Regions from separate parts of the Mus musculus genome. Here region 2 is linked to region 1. A link is a loop called in an ENCODE intact Hi-C map of the cell type or tissue named here. Cell type or tissue: heart. All regions are shown on one strand. Each heading gives the region's core, and the rest is flanking DNA. Links, peaks and the distances in the headings are about the cores only. Region 1 has its middle 8.8 kb from the start of Wnt9b. Region 2 holds the start of Gosr2 (golgi SNAP receptor complex member 2).

The links. A loop is a pair of places that touch in the nucleus more often than their neighbours do. Peaks named below come from ENCODE experiments on the same cell type or tissue, not always from the same donor. Only the 100,000 strongest peaks of a DNase experiment are listed, where the experiment ranks them.
Region 2: a loop joins it to region 1, with 2.1 times the contacts of the local background. A loop is called at or near these places in 2 of 42 quality-filtered maps.

What each region holds. Positions count from the first base shown.
Region 1 is chr11:103,754,421-103,762,753 of GRCm38, forward strand. It overlaps a transcript of Wnt9b not described here. Among named protein-coding and RNA genes, the nearest start is that of Wnt9b, 8.8 kb to the left of the region's middle. In heart, for the core only: CTCF peaks have their summits at 3,837, 4,527 (motif pointing left) and 5,768; a DNase peak (open chromatin) is centred at 4,527; H3K27me3 peaks cover 1,860 bases.
Region 2 is chr11:103,694,643-103,702,975 of GRCm38, forward strand. Gosr2 (golgi SNAP receptor complex member 2) reads right to left here and starts at 3,081. Exons shown (of 6, transcript NM_019650.4): 1 at 2,988-3,081. The coding sequence starts at 3,016. C130046K22Rik (RIKEN cDNA C130046K22 gene) reads left to right here and starts at 3,082. Exons shown (of 3, transcript NR_102389.1): 1 at 3,082-3,230; 2 at 7,864-8,321. In heart, for the core only: a CTCF peak has its summit at 3,406; DNase peaks (open chromatin) are centred at 3,079, 3,239 and 3,853; H3K4me3 peaks cover 1,950 bases; H3K27ac peaks cover 1,497 bases.

The sequences.
Region 1 (8,333 bases), core at 183-8,182:
GTGTGTGTGTGTGTGTAGATCAACACACAGGCCCTCTCTCACTTGCCTGAGACGTGGCTAAATCTTTACCCTTAACCAGGGAGGGTTGAATGTGGAGGGGTGTCCTTAAGCACCCCAAAATGGGCTGCTTCCATTGACGGGGCTTTCTCCTGGAAGCCTTGACCGATCCCAGCCTTGGCTTGCTTGTCACTTTGACTTGAGAAACTTTATTGATACATTATACCAGTTACCACCCATGCAAGGTGCATGGCACCCTCGAGTTCAGATGTTTAGTATTCTCACTAAGCTGAAAGCCTTGTGCCTTGTTGCTTTTCCCTCCCTTCCTTCCTTCCTTCCTTCCTTCCTTCCTTCCTTCCTTCCTTCCTTCCTTCCTTCCTTCCTCCCTTCCTTCCTTCCTCCCTTCCTTCCTCCCTCCCTCCCTCCCTCCCTTCCTCCCTTCCTCCCTTCCTCCCTTCCTCCCTTCCTCCCTTCCTCCCTTCCTCCCTTCCTCCCTCCCTCCCTCCCTCCCTCAATGCTAGAGATCAAACCCAGGGCCTCACATACAAGCACCTAGACAAGCACCCTACCACCAAGTTGCACCTTCAGGTTCCTCCTACTTCATTCATACCCACAGCTCCTGTCAAGGAGGGTATGCACTTTGGCTTCAAGTTAAGGGATCTATACGTATTAGAACAGTGGTTCTCACGCTGTGGGTTGTGACCCATTGGGGAGTCACATATCAGATATTTATACATTATGACTCATAACAATAGCAAAATTACAGATATGCAGAAATAATGAAATAATTTTTTTGGTTGGGGTCACCATGAGGAACTGTATTAAAGGGTTGCAGCATTAGCAAGGTTGAGAACCACTGGGTTAAAATGAATGAATGAACCGGGCAGTGGTGGCGCACGCCTTTAATCCCAGCACTTGGGAGGCAGAGGCAGGCAGATTTCTGAGTTCGAGGCCAGCCTGGTCTACAGAATGAGTTCCAGGACAGCCAGGGCTATACAGAGAAACCCTGTCTCAAAAAGCAAAAACAACAACAACAAAAAAAAAAACATGAATGAATGAATGAATGAATGAATGATCCTGAGCTGTCAAGTTTGACTTATGAATGGTTAGAAATTCTGCCCTAGCCAGGCATAATTGTGCTGACCTTAATCCCAGAACTCAGAAGGCAGAGGCAGGCAAATCTCAGTGAGTCTGTGGCCAGCCTGGTTTGCATACGGAGTTCCAGGCAAAACCAGAGCTATATACAGTGAGACCCTGTCTCAAAAAAGAAAAGGAGAGAGGGGAGGTCCTCATGACATGAGCCAGAGGTTGAGCCCTTTCTTCTGACACAGTGAGAACATTCTCTGCAGGCCAGTTCTGTCCTCAGGGACACACGTGGAGGTAAGAAGTGACCCCCAGGTAAAATCCCAGTGTCAGAGAATCTGCTCCATGGTTGCCAGTGGATTCCTATGTGACAAGTGATATATATGTTTGGTCTCTGCCTGGCTACTGTGCCCACTGTAGATGAGTGCCACACCCCATCCCTGGTAGTCACTATCAGAAGTGTCAGAGCCCAGCAGGATGCCTGGACAGACTGCATGCACTGGGGGCCATCTGTCCTTCACCCTAGCGGAGATTCTTCATGCAGGGCACTGTCTCCGACTCTGCCCACAGAAGGAAAGAAAACTGAAGGAAAGGCGAGGAGGAGAAAGGCAAGGACACCAACCACCTAGGAAAACAGAAGAATGGGGCCAGAATGTACCAGAAACACCACCAAAAACATGCAACTCTGCACACAGGTGTCCTCTCTGCAAAGGACAGGTGAGAGGAAGAGGTCCCATGTGGATGCTCAGAAAGTCCCTGGAGCAATGCACTTCCGTCCTGCTTGCCACTAAGACCATTTCTTCTAGGACATACTATCACATTGTTATAACTGCAGGTGCAAGTACATTTGCAAGAAGTGTTGTCAACTACCCCGGCTGGTAGATGGCTCAGTACTTCTTCCTACACTTAGAGTCGGGACATCAAGGGGCTAGCGAGACTTCTTTCTTTCCACTGGGAATAAGCTAAGACTGGGAAACAGTAAACCTAGAACACACATTCACACACACACACACACACACACACACACACACACACACACACATGCCAGGTGGGCCTATGCACACCTGTAATCCTAGCACTTAGGAGGCAGAGGCAGGCTGATTTCTGTGTTTGAGACCAGCCTGGGCTACATAGTGAATTACAGGACAGCCAGGGCTACAATAGAACCTGTCTGAAAAATAGTACATTTCTGTAATTTTATGGTGTATAATTTTAAACATTGTATATATAAATTTGATACTTTGTGTGCTTATGTATAATTTGTAACATTTACAATGGTAAGGTGTGACCATCATGTACATAGTTGTTATACTGTATTGTTTAAGAAAGAATGTCGAGCTGGGGGTGGGGGAGGGTGGTATGCATGCCTTTAAGTCCAGCACTGGGGAGGTGGAGGAAGATCACATTTTGTTCAAGGCCAACCTGGTCTACACAGTGAGTTCCAGGATAGCCAGGGTGATATAGTGAGACCTTGTCTCAAAATTAAAAAAAAAAAAAAAAAAAGGAAGGAAGGAAGGAAGGAAGGAAGGAAGGAAGGAAGGAAGGAAGGAAGGAAAGCCGGGCATGGTGGCGCACGCCTTTAATCCCAGCACTCGGGAGGCAGAGGCAGGGGGATCTCTGAGTTTGAGGCCAACCTGGTCTACAGAGTGAGTTCCAGGACAGCCAGGGCTATACAGAGAAACCCTGTCTCGAGAAACCAAAAAAGAAAAAAGAAAAAAAAAGAGAGAAAAAAAGAAAAGAAAAGAAAGAAAGACAAGAGAGCATTCAGCATATATGTTTTAACAATGTTTCCTTAGTCAAAAATCTCCGGGGGGGGGGGCTGGTGAGATGGCTCAGTGGGTAAGAGCACCCGACTGCTCTTCCGAAGGTCCAGAGTTCAAATCCCAGCAACCACATGGTGGCTCACAACCATCCATAATGAGATCTGACTCCCTCTTCTGGAGTGTCTGAAGACAGCTACAGTGTACTTACATATAATCAATAAATAAATCTTAAAAAAAAAAATCTCCTGCTGAGCAGTGTGAGTCAGAGGAGGTTAAGTCCATGATTGTCTTTTATGGATTACAGTCAGTTAAGAAGCTTAATTAATTGATTAGTTAATTAATTAATTAATAATTAACAAATACTTAATGGCAGCTGGCATTTCTATATAAGGATAAACTAATTTCTATATAAGAGTAATGTGTTAGATATATTAACTTTTTTTTTCCTTTTGAGACAGGGTTTCTCTGTGTAGCCCTGGCTGTTCTGGAACTCACTCTGTAGACCAGGCTGGCCTCGAACTCAGAGATCCCCCTGCCTCTGCCTCCTGAGTGCTGGGATTAAAGGTGTGTGCCACCACAGCCTAGCTAGTATTAACTTATTTAATCCTCACATTTTACACACAAGAAACTGAGGCTCAGGTTGGCTTGTTTGTTGGCCTAGACCCAGAAACCTAGAACCCATGGAACTAGTGTCAGAGAATGTGTTTACCCGCTACAGTAAAGAGAAGAACCTGCTAAATAAGATGATGGGACCGTTTACCCGTTGTCCCGGGGAGGTTGTATAGGGCTATACTGAGATGCTGTTGTGTTTTGACCTGGATTTTGCAATGATTTTTCTGGTCCTTCTTTTCCTTGCTTTATCCACGGGGACAAGCACTTTGCCACAGAAGTGCTTGAAACGCAACAGAAGGTGAGACTCTCCATCTGGGTTACTGAAAACCAACCTACCAGTGTCCACAGACATCGCTGTAATCCCGCATGTCTCCAATAGGAGTCGCTGACTCCAACGGGATGGAGCCTGGATTACGGAGAGAAACTGGCATAAACTCCAACAATGGATCCTTCTGGGATCTCAGTTTCCCCACTCATTAAATAGACTCATCTCCCCAGTTCGCCGCCCTTAGAAAAGATGGGGGAGAAATTTAAGGACTAATGAAACCGCTTTCCAACGTGACCCTTGTGTGTTCAAAACCCTATTACTTCCAACGTTTTGAGTATCACTCACAGTACTAGAATCACTTCATCCTTTACATAAAATAACTAAAATAAAATAATATAGACCAGCTGGTACTCTGACAGTCTCGGCAGGCTCTGGCTCGTCCCTGTGGGAAGTAGAAGCAGCCGCTTTCGCCCTGATGAGGAAAATGATTATGAAGCAGCAGCATTGCTACCTCCTCTCTGGGTGAAAGTCTCTCACTCATACTTCCTTGGTGCGTGGGGAAACTGAGGCACAGAGAAACAAAATGACTTCCCCCAAGGACCTAGAGTCAGTAATTTCCTAGCAAGCTAATTCCAAAACACACAATTGAAAGGGAGAGCTTGAGAAGAAAAGTGGCCCGAGTGGACTGGGAGGGACAGGAAGTGGGGGGAGTACCTTTTCTGTTCTGACAACCCTGCAAGAAGCTGAGAGCAACAGTTGCCTAGGGCAAGGGTGGTCAACCTTCTGCAGGAGCGCCCCCTGCTGGTCAGCGGGGTCCGTGGCTGATGGCATGGAGGTAGATTTAGAAACACGCTTAAGGGCAGAGGTGGCGGGATGGATTTAATGCCTTCATTTTGCACAGGGCAAAGACAAAGCTTTAGGGGAAGTGACCCACTTAAGGGAAAGCCAGTACATTTGGGATCCCCTCACCCCAGAATGCTTGTCTCACACTGTAAAGCGCCTCTTCCCTATTCCCCTCTCCAATCTCATAGTCTTTTTCTGCTAACAGACTCCTTTCCTGTAATCCGTTTAGCTTCACCAAGACCCTCTTTAAAATGCTGTCTTCAACAGGAGCCATGGGGTGGAAGGGTAAAGGCATGAAGGCTCTTACCTAACAAAGAAGGTGTCATTTAGGAGAGGGAGCAGGCCAGCGAAGCCAGTCTCCACTCTGCCAGGCTGGCTTGCTCCCTCTCCTACATGGCATTCTCCTCTTTGTTATATGTGAGTCTTCCTGCCACAATTGTACTAACCCCCTGGCTCCCACTGAAGGAAGCATCCAGGACGGGGTCATGGTATCAGGGCAGGACCACAAGAAAGGAAGAGGCCATTAGCAGAAAGGGCTACAGAGAGAAATTGGGCCTCACCGTCAGCTAATGTCCCTGCGAACATGACTTTCAGAGTCTGGCTCTCCGATTTGAGCCAGATTTTCAGCCTGTGCTCTTTCTAGACAGTCTCCCTGCCTCCACTGCTACTTGCTTCTACTCCCTGTCTCTTTGAAGTTGCAGCCTTGCGTGGCTTATCAGAGCCACTCTGGCATCCCATGCCACAGCCATTTGTTCTGGGGGCTCAGTGCATCCCGATACATATGACTGAGAGGAGAAGGGACCTCACGCGTGTTGTTTGGACCTGTCAGATGCTGTTGGGCAGCTGAACAGTGGCTTTGGGAAGGTCACCTGTTCACACCCGCTGCAGGGGACTGTGGCCATGGGGACAGGGCTAAGTGCTGTGAATGCCCACAGACATGTTTGCCTAAAAAAAATAAACGTCTGACCTGCCTTGTTATAAGCAATATTTGAAATCCATAAAAATCTACTTGAAGTTCTTTAGAAAAGGAAATCACCTTTGCAAGCTGGTAGGGTTGGTAAATAATGCCCTTTTGCCCAGGCCTCTCTGCCAAACTGTCAGTGTCAAACACAAAGCCCTGAGTTCAAGCCCTACCACCGTGTAAACCAGACATGGGGGCATATACCTGTAACCCCCACACGGTGGAGACAGAGGCAGGAGCGGCATAAATTCAAGGCCAATTTCAGCTGCATAGTAAGTCTGAAGCCTGGGCTAGATAGCCTACTTATAAATAAATACTGGCTGTGGAGATGGGCCAATCAGTGAAGCGCATGCTAAACAAGCCCCGCCCAGACCGCCAGCACCCACCTAAAACGTCTGATGCAGCAGTGTGTCTGTGTAATCCCAGAACTGCTGGGGTATGGACACATGAGGATCCTTGGGGTTTTCTAGCTATGGATTGGTGAGTGCCAAGTTCTGAGAGAGCATGCCTCACAAAATAAGGGGAAGAACAGCCAAGGAAGAGACCCAATGTTAGCCTGCAGCCTTTACACACATTTGCACATCCACGTGAACACGTGCACACACACATACAGAAAAGATGGGGTTAATCTCCCACTGCAAACCTGACAGATGGGTTAGAAGAGGGGCTACTTTTGTTCCCAGAGTGATCTCTGAGATAGGAGGGGCTTTCTCGGGTTTGTTTGTCTGTGTGTTTGAAACATAATCTCACCATGTGACCTTGATCTTATGACAATTCTCCTGCACATGGAAATCAAATAGATTTTCAGTCTCCTGGTATAGGATTACAGGTATGTACACTAAGCCAGACTTCTGCAGGTTTCTTTTTGTTTTTGTTGTTGTTGTTGTTTTTAAACATTTATTTTCTTTCTTTCTTTTTTTTTTTTTTTTTTTTTTTTTTTTTTTTTTTGGTTTTTCAAGACAAGGTTTCTCTGTATAGCCTTGGCTGTCCTGGAACTCACTCTGTAGACCAGGCTGGCCTCGAACTTAGAAATCCACCTGCCTCTGCCTCCCGAGTGCTGGGATTAAAGGCATGTGCCACCACGTCCGGCTCTAAACATTTAGTTTCAATGATGGGTATGTGGTATGTGCATGTGAGTGCATTGCCTTTGGGGTCCAGTAGAGGGCATCAGATCCCCCAACATTGGAGTTAAAGTTATAAGCCCTTGGTTGTTGATGCTGGAAGTTGAATGAACTCTGCAAGAGTGGTATTTGCTCTACATCCCTGAGCCTTCTCTCCTGCCCTCCTTATGCTGTATATATATATTTTTAATATGGTCCCTTGTGGTCTCTTCATCCGCTCCCAGGCTCTTATCTCCTCTCCCATATCTTACTTTCAATCACCAGGCTAGTCTTAGTCTTTACCTCTGAGAAAACAGGCCAGGGCAGTGACTATGGCAACTGAGCTCCTATTGCTCCTGTGATGGGTTTGGTGGGGTTTTGTCTCTTCCTTTGGTTGTAAAGATTTGTTTCTATTTTATGTACATGAGTGTTTGCCTGTGTGTGTGTGTGTGTGTGTGTGTGTGTGTGTGTGTGTGTGTGTGTGTGTGTGTGTGCCATGTGCAGGCCTGGTGCCCATAGAAGCTAGAAGAGGCTATTGGATCCCTTGGAACTGGAGTTACAAATAGTTGTGAGCTGCCAAGTGGATGTTGGATCATCTGCAAGAGCAGAAAGTGCTCTTAACTGTTGAGCTATCTCTCCAGCTGCATGCCCCCACCCCTTTTCTTTTCTTTGTTTGTTTGTTTGCTTACTTATTTATTTTTGGTTTTTCGAGACAGGGTTTCTCTGTATAGCCCTGGCTGTCCTGGAACTCACTCTGTAGATCAGGTTGGCCTCAAACTCAGAAATCCGCCTGCCTCTGCCTCTCAAGGGCTGGGATTAAAGGCATGCGCCACCATGCCCAGCTTCTTTGTTTATTTTTAACGTATGCTTTATATTTGCTTATTTTATTTTATCTTATTTTATATTATTTTATTTTATGTGTGTGAGTGCATGTACCTGTGTGTCCGGTGACTGCAGAAGCCAGAAGAGGGTTCAAATCCCTTGGAACTGTAGTTACAAAGGGTTGTGAACCACCATGTGGACGCTGGGAACTAAATCTGGGTCCTCTGTAAGAGCAGTAAGTGCTCTTAAGCACCGAGCTATCTCTCCAGTCCTGTTTTTGAGACAGGGTCCATATAGCTCAGGCTGGCTTCAAACTTATTATGTAACCAAGGATAGCATTTCTTGCATTTCTGATCCTCCTGCCTCCATGCTGAAGGTGCTGTGACCACAGTCATAGGCCACTGTGCCTGGATTGTGACGTCCTAGGGATTGAGCTAAGGACTCATGTGTGGTAAGTGAGCATGCTACCTAGTGAGCTACCTCCTCCACCTCCTCTGATAACTTCCAAAGCATCAGGAACGACTTAGAAAATGAGATCTTTTTTTTTTTTAAATCTTCACCACAGCACAGGGAGTTGGAGCTATGACTTGCTGCTGCTGGATACATGCCCTCCCCCTTGGATGGAAGTGATGTGTTACATACACATGGGTGAGGCTGGTAGGACCCTGCCTTCCACTTCACCCCTTGGAGTGATTCCCAGGCAGGCTTCCCCTCTAGGCACTCCTAGTGACAGATGATGGTCATCGCAAGAGCATGCATGTGGCGTGCACAGATTCTTCTCTGTGGGGCATCTTCAGTGACGCAGAGCTATACGTGTCTACTCTAAAGGCACATGCCAGCTCTGGCCTCTGCAAGGTGAACAGACCATTAGCTGGTCCTATGCA
Region 2 (8,333 bases), core at 121-8,120, 60 kb before region 1:
GATTTTTATTTGTAAGTCCTGTTTGGATGTAAATGAATTAGAAAAGACATAATCAATAAAGGAAGTCCAGTCTCTACATCCCATTCCATTCTAAGAAATGACAGCAAACAACATGGCAGGTGTGAAAGGCATGGAGGGAGCTAGTAATCTGGCACTTGGAGACTCTGTTTCCATTCAACTAGGAACCAGACACCACCTACACAGCCAAGTGATAGGTGATGCCCAAATATGACTTGGTGGTGTAGGCATGAGAGAAAAAGGCATCTCTGGCCTGTCTAGCATGGGGTCCATCATGGACTTGGGTGGTAATATAGCCAGGCAGAGAGCTAGTACGTGGCAAGCAAGAGGCACTGCTGTTGTTGTTGTAGTTGTTGTTTTTAAAGCTTTCCTTATGTCGTAGGAAGACTATTACACGAAAGTGCTCTTTAAAGAAGTCAGTGAATCTGTTGGGCCCAATGGTGGTACTGTCTATAATCCCAGCAGGGAGATCTTGAATTTGAGAACAGCCTGGACCACACACAAGTGAAAACGAAGGTCATAAACCTACCCGCCTACCTCCACCACAGTCAGTCTGTGGCTCACTACCTCTGTCCACCACGGACAAGAAACAGGGTTTGGGAGTTAAAGGATCTCAGCTGCAAATCTAGTTCAACTACGAAAAGCTGACAGACAATGAGCAAGTCATTTTACTTCTTGGTGCCTCCTTGTCTCAAGTCTCCAACTGAGCTGCTATGGAAACAATTATCTGAGAGATTATGGAACCCTTTGCCATATGAAGAAGCTATGTAACCCAGAACAGTAACAAGTTAAACTGCCGTTGCTTTTAAACTAATGAGAGTGGTGGTATATCCGTAATCCCAACAGCTCGAGAGACAGAGGCAGGTGGATCTCTAAGAGTTCCAGGCCAGTCTAGTTTTCATAGTGAGTCCCAGGTCAGCCAGGGCTACAAAGTGAGACTCTACCTCAAACAAACAAACGGATGAAGAAAGAAAAGGACGAATGAACAGAGGAAGAGAGGGAGGGAGGTTGGTTGATTGGTTGGGAGGGACTGGATCAGACAGGATGGGACATGACGGGAAGGAAGGGAGGAAGTTAGTAAGTAGTGGATATAGTGGTGCTCACCTGTCATCTTAGCACACAGGACAAAGAAGCAGGTGGACTGTAAGTTCAAGGCCAGTCTAAGCTACACCACAACTTATAGGCTAACCTCAGCTATGTAATAGAATCCCATCTTGAATGTACACACACCCACACAACACATACACGCCCACAGTTTTCACATGCACTTGGTTATTGTCACGTCTTCCACTCTACCTCCATAGCTAGTCTTTACCTCCTAAGGCAAGCTGACAAACTGATCTTGAGATAATAATTCTTAAAACTAACTACTGAGTAAAACCACCAGAAAAGCCTGCGTGATCACTCCAGAGCTGTTTGTGTCTGAGACCTACTTACTCCAAACTATCTAAAGATGAATTCCAGGATGGCAGCTAGACAACACAAGGGACAAATGTATCTTTTATGAACATGAGTACCCAAAATGGAAGCCTACTGGATTCTCTTTAAAGCTCATCCTAGTAGAATATTGCTAATGTAAAACATCCTGTCTTTCTTTCTTTCTTTTTTTTTTGTTTTGTTCATCCACTCAGTGCTCAGGACTTTTCCAGCTATATGACTTTAAATAATCGATTTTATGTCAACGTACCTTCACAGTTAGAGATAATCACAGAATCAGTTCAAAGTTCTAGTGAGACGAGTATGTTCTGACACTGTTCTGTCAATTCAGCAACTAGCAGATTAACTCACCGCTCTGCTAGGTCCATGTGTCTTGCTATGGAAAGGATCCGTTCTTAGTAAATGAGGGCAATTTTCTGCCTCATTCCTTTTCCACGTGACTCACAGGATAGTCTTTTAAAATCTCTTCCTACACTTATTATATAATATGCAAATTGTCATTACAATGTAGTTTATTTTCCCCCACCCAAATCAAACATTTTGTTGACAAAAGTAAAAAGGGGGATTGGAGAGATGGCTCAGAGGTTAAGAGCACTGACTGCTCTTCCGAAGGTCCTGAGTTCAATTCCCAGCAACCACATGGTGGCTCACAACCATTTGCAATGAGATCTGATGCCCTCTTCTGAGGTGTCTGAAGACAGCTACAGTGTACTTACATATAATAAACAAATTTAAAAAAAAAAAAGGTAAAAAGAGAATAACCACCATCTTATTTCCATTCTTTTTGTTATGAGTTTCCTGGGGAGGCAGGATGACTAGTTTATGTCATTTTTCAGGCCCAAGGAATAAGATTTTTCAGTGCTGTCATACAATCAATAGAAAGTTCTTAAACTAACATAGGTATGTGGCCCCTCATGGTGTCTAGCTGCATAACACTGCAAGTTCCCAAAACAAAGGACGGTATGGAAAAAAAAAAAAAAAAAAAAAAAAAAGGACCCACCAAGGAAACTTAGTTATGAAAAGCTAATCTAAGACTCAATTTCAATTTCCTTAAGGCTAACTTGTAATCAGATATGACTCACAAAAATAGTCACTAGTTACCTGCCCGTCTTTGTGTCACAAAAATAAGTTCTTTAAATGTCCAATCAAGTACACAAAATACTTCTTTCGTACAACCCCTGACACTCCCACTTAAGCAATAGATTCATAGACACAAGCCTCGGCAACAGTTTTCTCTGTTCTCTAAGCTCTACCAACCCGGAGGACTAAGCTGGCAGGTGCTGGATCAAGTGCTGTAACCTAGGGGCGCTGCTTTCCCTTGCCAATAGGCAGTCACGGCTTGCGGCCAAGAGCTACCGGGCCCAAGCCTTCGCGCCCCGGCTCGATCCCCTTCGGCTAAGAGCATCGCACCAGGGGCTAAGAGATGCGGAGCAGCCCGAGCGGAAACCTCCACAATGACAGTCCCCAGAGCCCCGAGCCCTAGGGGCCGCAGCCCGGGCGGAGCCCAGCCCGCTCCCCGACGCAGCCCTCACTTGTTCGTTTGTTGGTATAGGGGCTCCATGACGCCGGCCTAGCCGGCCTGCGGCTTCCTCGGAACACGTCCTCACAACCCCACTTCCGGCTTCCGGTCTCAGGGCCCGCCCTGCTGAGTAGGGCGCCCGCGAGTGTGCCTGTCCCGTGGTGGTTGTGAGGTCGGAGACGGGGTTGCGCGGAAGGAAAGCGGGACGCGAGGGATGGGTGTGGCTCCGGGCCGGAGCTCGCGGAGAGCGGCGGGGGTGAGTTTTTTGCTAAAGTCCAGCTCCGGGATTGAATCAGGTAGCGGAGAGGACGGTCGCGAGGCACTGACGTCAGAGCCTCCCCCGAGAAGTCGCCGGCGACTCTCTACGTCGCTCTCCGCCCCGCGGTCGGGCTTGGCTTCTCCTTGGAGTGTGTAATTACAGGTCTGGGGAATCTCACTTCCTCACGACGCGTGCTTTTCCTGCCTCGAACTAGTCCGCCCACTAGTCTTCCCATCTCCGGCTCATTTTTAGTAAACCCACAGTGAGTGAGTGGTTAGCATATGACGTGGAACAACCAAAATTTCCCTGTTCTTCAAGAGGTTGGACTAGAGAAGGAACTACGATCTGTATACAAATAAACATTCCAAATAAGTACAAAGATAATGGTAGAACATCCAAATAAATACAAAGATAATGAGCTGGGCTGGTGTTGTGGTCAATAGGAAATTGTTTTTAAAGACATGAAGGGCGGGTGACATTTGGATTAGGACTTGGAAAGGTTCAAACACTTGTCTTCACCTAGGCCCATCTCATTTCCATCCATCTAGGTTCTTATCTACAGTTCCTCCCAAGGGAGGAGTTGTTCCTCTTCCTTTGGTGAGCTGAAGCTTGGATTTTCCTGTATCCTGCATCCCTCCCAGTTTTATGTCCCAAGAGACTGCCCGCCCATATTCATTCTTTCCCTAACATTACATTTCCCAGTTCCACTCCCATTTATTGAACATCTACTATGCACCATGCACAGATATGTAGGATAGGAACCCAGGTAAAACACATTCCTGGTGTTTCGCTGTCTATTGAGAAAGTCCTTATTTTAAAGCTGAATTAACAATCAACATTTAGGGTATGACTAAGGACCATTTGCCTGGAGAAGAGCAGTAGGGGTTCATGGATCAAGAAAGCATGGGGGGCCTTCAAGAACCGATAGAGGGTTTGTGGGAATGGTGCACTTTAGCTAAGGTTGAGTAGCGTGGGGGCGGGGCATAGATAAAAGGCTGTATCCTTAGTTTTTTAGTACTTTGCTGGTGAGGGATGCACAGGGAAGTATGTATATGTGTGCTTGTGTGTGTCTCAGTAGAATTGTCTCTGACTTGTGTGAGGTCCCAGGTCAAATCTTTGTGGGTCTTTGCTCTATAGGCATTTTGATTTTAAATTATATTACAGATTTATAAGAACAGGAAAAAAATAAGTAATAGGGGGAAAGTGCCAGTCTTCTCCTTTGTTTTCTGCTCAGCTGAGGTGCAGTGAGTAGCTGCCTCCATTCCCAGCACCATGAAGCTGCCTGCCACCATGACTTTGCTGCCAGGATGGATGGTATTCATTTTTATAATATTCCCTTTTTTTGTAATAAATACAGCAAAGATTCCTTATACTATCCACTGTGGGCCCAGTAACTATACCTGTTCTTGTCCTTTATTTTTGAATGTGCTATTTCTGACCACCATGAAAAACAAAAGAAAACAAAGCTGTTATTATTTATAATGCCACAGGTCTTCAGGGCCTGAATGCATCAGTCTCAGTAACTTTCCCTGCCTTTCCAATTCCTTGTGCCATTTGCTAGTGCTGACTGCGTTGGCACCCAGGATGCTGTGCACACTTCCCACTGCTGGGGATTACTGACCCAAACCATTACTGTGCTTTGCTAGTGAAGGTATTGCCTGTACTGTGTAACAGCATCCGCTGGTGGCTTCTCTCCTCACTGTGACTTGGGCCTGAAGAGAAGCTCCTTAGGAGAGAAAGAGTTTCTTTTGGCTCACAGTGTGAGAAGATACCACCCACCATGACAGCAAAGTCATGGTGGCAGGCCACTTCACGGTGCTGAGACTGTAGGCAACAATTCACTACATCACAGCAGACCAGACCACAGAAAGGAGAAGACTGGCATTCTATTGGCTTTCTCCTTTTCTGTCTTATTTAGTCAGGGATGGAACCCATGGGATAGTGACACCCAGTGAGTATTCTCCCTTTAGCCAGCCCTTTCTGGAAATACCCTAACAGATACACTCGAAGGTGTGTCCTCTGTGTTTCCTTTTTCTATGTGTCTATGTGTAGCTATGTGCTCTTGAGTGCAGATGGAACTCAGCTGGGTGCTGGAAACTGAACTCGGGTCCTCTAGGTGAGCAGCAAGTGATATTAACTGCTCAGATATCTCTCCAGCCCTCCCAGCTGTTTGTCCAAGTGGACCATCTAAAATATGCTACAGCAAACATTCACAAAAAAAATGTGAAAGAAATCAAGTTAGGAATTTTGTAGGCTTAGTGTGCAGCAATATAGCATCTCCTGCATTCCTAGAATGTGTTTTTTTTCCCCAGTGTTTACTGCACCCTGGCTCCCACACACTGAAACCAGTTGGTAGAGGCAGGGGGGGTGGGAAAGGATGGATAGGGTGGCTCTGGAATAGAAGTCCTGTTCATGAAAGGAACACTTGGCTCTCACCTGACAACTTGAGACTGACCCGGTAGCTCATGAAGTCATCACATTGGTCATAGGTAGCAAAGGAGATTGACTGCAAAAGTCAGTTGGCCTTAGAAAGTAATAATATCAAATGGAGTTAGTCATGGCCACTGCTGGAGGACTGCCAGCATGTGGCTTAAAGCCATAGAGGCCCTGCAGGCATATACCCAAGTCCCTGTCCCATGACACTAAGGGATGCAGTGGAATGGGTGTTGTTTAAACTGCTGCATCCTTTTTAAGTGGGGTTAGGAAGTGCATTGAGACAGTGTCACAGTGCCCAAGATGGCCTCAAATTTGCTATCCTCCTGCCTCAGTCTCCTATATGCTGGGGATTAAAGGTATGAGTCACCACATCTGGCTTAAGACACTATACTTTTAAGTGGTGGTAAAATAGATACTTGACCTGAGAGACTTGATCTGGTCAGGGTGATAAGGATCAGGGCTTATGAAAACCTAGTGATGCATAATAGCACCTAAATCTGCCATGGGGGAAAAGCTGAGGAGGCAGCTCCGTGGCAGAGCACCTGCCTGGCAGGCGTGGGCCCTAGACTTAACATCCAGGACCACAAAGGGAAAGGTTAAGATGCTGATAAGGAAGAGGTGGTCTCAAACCAAGAGGCTGTCCAGAGGGATGAGATTTCAGCAGGACCTTAAAGTGCACGGACAATGTGTCACGGGGAGGCAGGCCAGGGAATCTCAGCAAGTGGAGAGGTAAAGTAGGGAAGGCCAGCTCAGGTGATGGTCTGTGAGAGTCCCTTTGGCTAAAGCAGAGGGTTTCCAAAGCAGAGAAGGCTGAGGTTGCCAGGCAGTGGGGGTGGGAGAGTTGGTGAAGCTACAGTCAGGAAAAGTGTCCACCTTGTAACCTGGAGACTTCTGGAGGGTGTTGGGCCTCAGACAGGATGGTGTGGCTTTCATACTTTCAGAACTTCTTCTGTTTGAGTCTTTGGAAACTCACAGCTCTCTAATTGCCGGATTTCAAACACCCCTTGACACTTGGCCTATTTGTTCTCGTTTGTGAGGTGGCAAACTTGGGGTATAATTATGCATGCCTATATGCACACAATTTAGGTGGCAGCAGCAGAAGGAACATAAGTTTGCTCCAGTTTGAACCATACAGGGAGATCCTTTTTTGAAGAAACAAAAAAAGATTTCTGGCCAGGCATGCTTTTATCCCAGTACACATTCAGGAGGCAGAGGCAGGCAGATCTCTGTGAGTTTAAGATTAGCCATGACTACATAGTGAGATCTTATCTCAAAAATCAGCCAGTCAATCTGGTCTGCCGTTCATTTTACCTCCGATGTGTTCTCTTTACTTCTGAAACCACTCGAGTTTATATCTCTGGCTGTCTCCATCAGACCACATAGGATGATTCTGTTATCTTGTCAAGCCATCAGCACCTTCTCCTCCCTCTGTTTTCTACAAATCTTGTGTTTCTCAGGAAACCGTTCCAAAGCCCAGTTGTAGTGTTACACAGCGAGCCTTTTGATAGCTCCAGACCACAGGACTATGTCTTCCTCCTGTCATGCATGAGCCCACCTCATTAGCCTCATCCCTGGCCATGTGGTCACTCCTGCCAACTGTGGTCATCACAGCTCTCCCCACAAGGGCCTCTGTCTTCGGCCCTTTGCATCTACTATTCCCTGTGCCTCTAACTCCGTTCCCTCTATCTTAGGCCAGATCAATTCCCACTTCCTCTTTGAGCTCCAGCTGTGCCTTCACCTCCCCTGGAGAGCACCTTTGAAACTTAGGCTGTGGATCCTCACCAACCCTGCTGTTTCCCATGGTACCTTGTGCTTCCTCTTGGCACTCAGAACAAGTGTCCACCATCCTCAGGGCAGATGTGTCTTTTGTCCCTGCTTGGGTCAGCCTAATAAGAGGCAGGTGCTCATTAAACATCTGTCCACCAGCATAGGGTTGTAGCACAGTGGTAGAGACTATCTGCCTAGAATCCCTAGTATCACAAAAACAAAGTCACCGTGAATGGATTTTACTCATCCACCCAAGTAATTTCCATGGCTCTATATTCCAGAAACTGAATTATTTGAAAATTGACTCTTAGGTAATTTAAAACTGTCCATGTGACAATGCTCTGGCTCTGCTCTGGCACTGCAAAAATAAAAAATAAAATATAATAATAATAATAATAATAATAATTAATAAATAAATAAAAATCAGCCCACAGGAGGAGAGCCATCTTCCGTGAACATTCTCACAGACTTCTCATTGTGTGCCCTCATCCCCTGCTGGGAGGCACAACCAGCATCACCACCCGCTTGTCTACACAGAAGCATTGAGCTGCAGAGAGCTTAACCTGGCCCACGATGACTGAAGACAGAGGAGGACCAGACTACAGTCACATGCCACCCTCCAGGCAGCTGCTGGATCATCGTCCTGCCTTATTGACTCGAAGAGCTTGTCACAGATAAACAGGTCACCTCTGGATCAGGTCTGCTTTAAACAATAGCTTTCATCAGCCCCCTCCTAAGCCTGAGAGACATGGCCTGGCCACCTCTGGTTTTGCTCTGACCCATCGGATTGAAGCTGAGCAGACGTCGAGGTTTGACAGATCCTACTTCGGGGGCTGCAGTGAGCTCAGAAAAGCATGCATCCTCTCTCCAACCTAGGACCACCAGGTGAAGGGGATG